2 separate regions of the Homo sapiens genome follow, and region 1 is linked to region 2. A link is a loop called in an ENCODE intact Hi-C map of the cell type or tissue named here. Cell type or tissue: endothelial cell of umbilical vein. All regions are shown on one strand.

The links. A loop is a pair of places that touch in the nucleus more often than their neighbours do. Peaks named below come from ENCODE experiments on the same cell type or tissue, not always from the same donor. Only the 100,000 strongest peaks of a DNase experiment are listed, where the experiment ranks them.
Region 1: it touches region 2 in a loop (7-fold over the local background); 2 of 110 quality-filtered maps call a loop at or near these places.

Annotation. Positions count from the first base shown.
Region 1 is chr3:72,308,234-72,312,233 of GRCh38, forward strand. No RefSeq gene overlaps it. Among named protein-coding and RNA genes, the nearest start is that of RYBP, 140 kb to the right of the region's middle. RefSeq lists enhancers at 2,113-2,422, 2,603-2,782. In endothelial cell of umbilical vein, no CTCF peak of the experiment used is centred here; a DNase peak (open chromatin) is centred at 2,388; H3K27ac peaks cover 405 bases; H3K27me3 peaks cover 439 bases.
Region 2 is chr3:72,485,568-72,489,567 of GRCh38, forward strand. No RefSeq gene overlaps it. Among named protein-coding and RNA genes, the nearest start is that of RYBP, 41 kb to the left of the region's middle. RefSeq lists enhancers at 1,609-2,126, 2,127-2,644. In endothelial cell of umbilical vein, no CTCF peak of the experiment used is centred here; a DNase peak (open chromatin) is centred at 1,994; H3K27ac peaks cover 481 bases.

The DNA.
Region 1 (4,000 bases), 180 kb before region 2:
ATTCTCCTGCCTCAGCCTCCTGAGTAGCTGAGATTACAGGCACAGGCCACCATAACCGGCTAATTTTTTGCATTTTTATTAAAAGTAGAAATGGGTTTCACCATATTGGTTAGGCTGGTCTCCAACTCCTAGCCTCAAGTGATCAGCCCACCTCGGCCTCCCAAAGTGCTGGGATTACAGGCATGAGCCACTGTCCCCGGCCCATTTGGGACATACTTGTACTAAAAACATATTCATTGTTGAATTAATTAACAGGGCCACCTGTGTTTTATCTGGCAGCTCACTGGAGTTCGGCCTTAGGCTGGGTCCTCTGGGGTAGCAATAGGGCAGCAAACCTCTCATGGTTCAGACTGGATTATGTGACTATCCTGAGCCAGTCACTGTGGGCAGAAGAACTTAATACATCGGCTGCTATCACCTGGTTTACACACTCCATCCCCAGACTCAGAGTCTGTCTACCTCTAGCTTCTGGGAAGAGGGTGCTTCCCTTAAAGAAAAAGCAAGTACTGTAGATAGTACTGTAGATGCGGTATATGAAAGGAAGGAAAAACAGGATCTACTGTGAGCAGATGCAAGGAGGAGAGATTCTTAAACCAGAGGCAGGGATGTGGGTGTCCCCCAGCTCCAACTAGCGGAGTAAGCCCAGCTGGCCTGGTACCAAGAGATAAAAGTAGATCTTTGAGAAAAAGAACCCCAGGTTGTCCTGGCTGACTCTTTGACAGCATCTCTGGGTAAAACAACCTGCAGGAAGTCCTTCCCTAACTCTCTTCTCTGAGGCTCAGTGTTCTCATCAGCAAAATGAGTATAAGAATTCAAACTTCTGATCAGGCATGTGGTGATTCACGCCTATATTTCCAGCATTTTGGGTGGCCGAGGCAGGTTGCATCACTTGAGTTCCAGAGTTCGATACCCACCTGGGCAACATAACAAGACCTCGCCTCTAAAAAAAAAAAAAAAAGAATTCAAACTTCTTGGGGGGAGTTGTGAAGATTATCTGAGGTTCAACTGACTCCTAACTTGAGACCCAGTTAGTTATTACATAATAGTCACAAATTCAGTTGGCAGCACTCAAAAATTTATTTCCTAAGGGTAGATTTTTTACAAAGTGGGGTTCCAGTCCCAGTAATCTTTCATTCCTTGACAATACCAATTAATTATGATTGCTTGTTGTGGCTTCTCAGCCTCAGCACTGACATTTTGGGCTGGATACTTCTCTGTTGTGGGGGGCTGCCCTGTGCATGGTAGGATGTCTAGCAGCACCCCCAAACCCCACCCACTAGAAGCCAATAGCAGCTGCTTCTTAGCTGTGACAGCAGAAATGTCTTCCAGACATTGCTAAATGTTCCCCTAAGGGGTAAAGTCATTCTCTCCTCTAAGAACCACTGTGATAATAGCATAAAATACAAATATATATTCGTATAAACATGTATTAAGATATTGTGTTGAATGTGTACTGTAAGCCCTATATTATGCATATCCCATTGGGGAAGCTTATCAATGTGGACTGAGCCAGCTGAGGTCTCTTAAAATAAAGTCCGTATAAATTGGAGGGAAGACACCACTTCCTGAAGTAGGCAAGCCCGAGTGTCTTCCTGCCCCTAGGGACTTTCAAACTGCATTAAAAATGAGAATCATCTGTCTCAAAAATGTTTCCTTGTCAAGTTAATTGAATGGAGGAGGAGGTGGGGCAATGCCCAATCACCTCTTCCGCCTCCGTTTTAGCAAAAGCCAAAGGGCTTCTGGGAGCAACATCAGGATTTGTGTAGTGTTGGCGTCTTAAAGTCATGCTTTACTTTTTAACGATTCTTTTTAAGTTATAAAAATAATGCCGACAGCCAAGCCATGGCGGGTGGGAGGGAGGGATGGGGGTGTCCACAGGTAAAGACCAGGAAGATAGCAAAATTCAATTGAAGGCTGTCCTAGACGTTGCATGGAAGCCGCGGTTGCCTCTCACTAGCTGGTGTCCTTGGGCTAGTTACCTAATCTCTGACAGGGCTGACTTCACAAGCCTGTGTCCCAGGCAGTCACTCAGGGCCTGTGATCAGAAGGACACCTCACTTGGTTTAACAGTCTGCTGTGGTTTCAGTCTTGAAGTTCTTAATTTTTAAACCAAAGACCCCACATTTTTATTTTACACTGAATGTCCTAAATCATGCAGCCAATCCTGCTCTCTGAACTCAGTTTTTACATCTGTAAAGTGGGGGTCATGACACCCTCCCATTGCAAGACGACTGTGAGGGTTACACACTAGTCCAGGGGCTGACAGCTCTCAGCACTGCAGTTCCCTGCCCGGCCATCCCAGTGGCTGAAACAACAGTGTTTGCAGTCATTCTCAGGCCCCATCTCAGAAGGAAGTCTTTAACGACGGGCCTGAGACCATGACTCTGAGCTTCCGGAACCTTTGAAATTCTCTCTGTTTATTATTTTTGTGACTACCATCTGTTTCCTGTAGCAATGAACTCTTTAAATGAAAAGGTCTGTGGACTGAGGGGTGGAGCAGGAGGACAGCGGGGAGACTCCACCCTCCAGGGCAGCCTGGCTGGGGAGGAGAGTCCCCAGGGGAGAGTTGGCAGAGCAGAGCAAACAAGCAGCGTCCCCAGAGTGCCTGCAAGGCAGGAAGGAAGATCGCCTTCTCACGTTGCACCCTGTTCAGCTTTCCGAAGAGGGAGACAAAGGTGGAGTTGGAGCCAGTCCTCAGATTCGCGTGACTCCATGGCCCATCTTTTGCCTCCCTCTGCACGCCATGAGCTTCTGTAGTTAAAGGGCTCCTGGGGGCTGCGGCTCACCATCGCCCCACCTCCGCAGGTGGACTCTGGCAGGTTCAAGGAGGTAGAAGTGCTGAGGGACCCTGTCCTCTTGTCCTTTCTATCACTGCTACCCCAGCAGGTGTCCAGGCCCCCACCCCATCTCCACAGTTTGCAGATGGCCTGCGATGCTGAAACAGGAACATCCATGAGGGAGAAGTCGAAGGTGCCAGACAAGCACTCGGGACATGGCTGGAGGTTCCCCTCTGAGCTAGGAGGTCCCACCAGCTGTCCACAGAAAGGACCACCTTTGCAACTCCCATGTGTTGATGCTGTATGGTAACGCAGTAATAAGCTGGAGGGTGTGGAGGTGCTGACTGAGAGCCCTTGGGCATTGTTGGTGGGTGACCCAAGTCCCCTCTCCAGGAGGGGCTGGGCAGTACCTGGAAACTGAGTTTCCTCCAGCCCACATGGCCGCAGGACCTCTCTCCTTTATTGTGTCCCCTCCATCTCTCTTCCTTCCCCACCCAGAAGAAACCTTGCCATCTCCAGGCCCAGAAATTCATCTTGTTCCCAGCTCTCCTCCCCACTTCCGTCACTGATGCCCATCAGTCCTTCTCCTCCCCGCAGGCCTAAGATTTTGCAACTCCAAGGCCAAGAGCTGACATTCTCTTCTCTCCGAGTTGCTGCCTCTCCCGAGGCAATGAGAACAAAATGCACACAGCAGCCAGAATGGAGGAGGGGACGAGGGTAGAGAGAAACACCAGGAATAAAAACCTCATGCCTTCATACTTTCAGAGTCACCCGCCACCCCACTACATGCTCTTGAGGATTTATGGCAAGACCCATGATGATTTTTTTTGCTGATTTGTTTCACAAAAAAAAATTGACCTATGACTGTGGGAATGTGTCACCAAAGGAAAATAATCTCTTAGGTGACAAGATGCTGGAGGAAGGAGAGGTCCCCTTGCCTTGTGCCTCAAGACACCAAACTATCAAAGGAGGCACAGGGAGAGACCCAAAGCCCAACATTACCTGGGCTGGTACTGATTTCTTGAGGCTGAAACCAATCAAGTTTTCTCAGCCCCAGGCCCCTGTTCCTCCACGCTCTGAAGATGACCATCTGAGGCCTTTAGAAAGTCACTTTATGAGACAGTGGTCTCATAACAGTGGTCCATAGGTAGTGGTCACCACAGAGTCTATGATGAAGCCACAGGGGAATTTGTGGGAGTTTTAATGTTCAACAAGAAAGCCTA
Region 2 (4,000 bases):
ACATTATTTCAAAACAGCTCAAAATATTATACTGGCTCTATCTGTCAGGATGCTTTGATTGTAAGCAACAGAAACTGCCTCTACTGATCTAGGCAGAACGGGAATTTCTTGGAAGGATATTAGAGAGCACACTAGAGCAAAGGAATGGCTAAAAAGTCAGGCTTGGAGCCATTAGGCACCCAGCCTCTCCAGGAGGTTCTTGGCAGCAGAAAATGCTCAACAATCTCACTGAGCTGCTGTGGCTGGAATGAGAACACTCCAAGTGTTCTCTGCTTTGGGCCTGAATCCATGATTGAGATTTCAGGGAGGGAGTCCCCATTGGCCTTGCTGGCAGTCATGCACTGGGGAGGAAGGGCTGGCCTGGCTAACCATTCCACTAGACAATTTGGAAGATGGACCAGCAGCTGGGCAGATGACAAACAACGAAGGTCTTTGCATTTCTTGAGAATGATGACAGCCAACCACTGAGGCTGTGACAACACTTATAAAAAAAATCCCCCTTTCTCTTCTATCCATTTCTCTCACACGCTGAAGCTGCTCCACAGGATTTCTCCCTACAGTTATACGCAAACCTCACCCAACATCCACTCTTTTATACCCCGGCTGTGCAAAATGTATTCAGAGAACCAGCAGCATTTATAATCTCCAAATGTAATCTGTATAAAGCCAGCGTGCCCATGGGTTCAGCTTCAACATGGTGAAGTAGTATCATAATGTATTAGTCCACTCCTTACACTGCTAACAAAGACATACCTGAGACTGGGTAATTTATAGAGGAAAGAGGTTTAATTGACTTAATCTAGCAAGTTGGGAGCTTGCTAGAAATGTAGAATCTCAAACCTCACCCTAGACCTACCAAATCAGAATCTGCATTTTAACAATATCCCAGGTGGCTCTGATGCACGTGAAGTTTAAGAATCACTCATGGATACACTCTCTTCCTCTCTCCATTTCTTTTTTTTTTTTTTTTTCTTTGAGACAGGGTCTCACTCCTTTGCCCCAGCTGTAGTGCAGTGGTGCAATCATGGCTCACTGCAGCCTTGACCTCCCTGGGCTCCGGTGATCCTCCCACCTCAGCCTCCTGAATAGCTGGGACCACAGGCATGCGCCACCATACCTAGCTAATTTTTATCTTTCTTGTAGAAATAGGGTTTTGCCATGTTGCCCAGGCTGGTCTCAAACTCCTGGGCTCAAGTGATTTGCCTGCTTAGTCCTCCCAAAGTGCTGGGACTACAAGTGTAGAGCCACCGTGCCGGCCTTCCATTCCTTAATTATACAGATCAATCTAGTCTCTCACCAGCCTAAACAAATCCTTCCTCTGTAGCAAGAGGAAAGAGATGGGCTATCAATGACAAGGTTGCCTCTGGTGGGGTGATAGAAGAAATGTGAACATTTGCAGGCTCATAATTGTCTTGTAAACAAGGGTAAAGCAGACACAGTCTGTGACCTCAGCGAGCTCAGGTTCTGGAGGGAAAAGCTGGTCAGCCGGTCCAAATGGATATTGAGGTCTTCCAAGGCAGCATGGCATGGTTCTCAGGGCTAAACTGACTCTAGAACCGCTTGCTCTAGGGGAGGATCCTGGGGACAGAGGGACGGAATGGTAAATTAAGTTTCATTGGGCTGCACAGATCAGTTTGGAAGTCCTGTGGTCCTTTGAGTCCTCTCTGAAATGCAATGCTAGACAACAGTGCCAGGGTACTCAGGGTTGGTCTGTCTCCTCCTCCAAGAGAGCAAAGAAGGAACCAGGCCCAGGGACTCACCCAGAGGGGGCTTGGGAGCCAGTAAAATGAAAAACGTTGAATGTAGAGTTCCGAACGGTCTGGAATCCAGGTATTAATCTGTTGGTCCGTCATCATATTGGTCTTTGCAACATACAAACAAATCAAGCACGAGATTTCCCCCAAAGTTAGCAAGCTCCTGTGAGTCATTTCTCAGGAACTTGGTGGCAGACACTTGGCTGAAGGCAGCTGTGAGGAGGAATGTCCGTGGAGGGGGGTGGGGGGCGGTGGTGGCCACAGTCACGGGAGTGGCTGTGTGGGCGTGACTGTAGCTGGGACTGCTGGGCTATGAAGCTGTGGCTGTGTCTGTAGCTGGGGGTGGGGCTGTGGCCATGGCTGTGGCCACCAGCCTCACAGCAGTAGCCATAACAAAAGGAGGAGCTGCTGACTGGCCTCATCTCAGTGACCACATGGCATCATTCAAAGATTCGTGCTCCTGGTCCCTCAACGCAGGTAGAACTTTTGGCAGAGTCGGGGGAAACTGAGCTAAAGGCAGTGACAGGTTGTACCTACTTGGGCCATGGACCCTGAGGAACCTGAAAAAGATGAGGGAAGAGGTCCCTATCACACACTTTGGTGTTTTGTGGCTGCTGGTGGCAGTGGGGTCTGGCATGAGGGTGACCTGCAACCACACGCACCCAGCTCCTAGGTTCCTGGAGCTGACAGCGTCTGTGGCAGAGGGGCTTGACATGAGGATGCTGTCCCCAACTCCTCTGGTCCTACCCAACATTTTCCTGCAAGGTGGCCCTAACCAACCCCACCCGCATCATTCAAATCCGTGCTTGAAGGGACAACACCATCTCACCCTCTTCCTCATTTTCCATCTTTCTCAGTCCTTGCTGTTCACAGAATAGTCTCCTCTCTTCATCAGCCAGAAACAAACAAAATGCCTGTGCGAACCGATGCTGTGGTTTCACCAGCTTGGTCCTTCCACAAACAGCAAAACTCAGAGTTCAGTTTAGGTGCCTTCCCATCACCCCTACTAGAACACTTTGTCTCAGTAGCCACTGAGTTAACAGTTGTGAAAGCTTTTAGAGAAAGATACATTCTTGTGCTCTTGAAAGAGTATGATTTACATTTCTTTGACATTCTCCAGTTTCAAAAGCCACTTGCAAATGCCAGTACTTCGAAGCTTTATTTCTGTACCTACAAAGAAAGGCACCTCTCATAAAAGAGCTTTTTAAACCATGGCACTTTAGGAAGGTAGAACCTAAGAGGCACAAAACCATAATGATAAACAAACAAATCGGTTTGTGAAGTAGCTCAGGCCATGGTCCCTACTATTCTAGGGCCTCTTCATCTATGCTGATGGCGTAAGTTTACTGAGCATTTATTTGGTGTCAGGTACTCTTCTAAGCACCTTACCTGAATCATCTCATGTGATACTTACAGGAACTCTAGAACTCTAGACCAGTGATTTTCCTTTCTTTTTTTTTTAAGAGACAGGGTTGCTCGCTCTGTCACCCAGGCTGGAGTCCAGTGGCGTGGTCGTGACTCACTGTAACCTCAAATTCTTGGACTCAAGTGATTCTCTTGCCTCAGCCTCCCAAGTAGCTAGGACTACAGATGTGAGCCCCCGTGCCTGGCTAATTTTTAATTTTCATGTAGAGACAAGATCTCCCTATGTTGCCCAGTCTGGCCTCAAGTGATCCTCCCACCTCGGCCTCCCAAGTCACTGGGATTATAGGCATGAGCCACTGTGCTAGACCAGAGATTTTCAATTAGGGGTTATTTTGCCCCTTACGCAGGGGATATTTGGCAATGTCTGGAGACATTTTTGTGTGGTACAACTAGGGGGGATGCTATTGGCATTAAGTGCGTAGAGGCCGGGGATGCTGCTTAAACAACCTATGGTTCTTGGGACGGCCCCACACCAAAGAATTATCCAGGCCCTACTGCAATAGTGTCCAGGTTGAGAAGTCCTGCTCTCAGAGATAGGGATTATTATTCACCCCATTTTCCAGATGAAGACACAGAAGTACAGAGAGGTACTTCAAGATACTTAGGTTTATAAGCAAATATAATCAGCAAAAATGAGTGTTGGCAAAAGATTGAGAAAAGTTTGCCAATATATATATTTTTAATTTTTTATTTTTTCGAGACAGAGTCTCCCTGTCACCCAGGCTGGAGTGCAGTGGCCTGATCTCAGCTCACCGCATCCTCCACCTCCTGGGTTGATTCTCTGCCTCTGCCTCCCAAGTAGCTGGGATTACAGGCGTGCA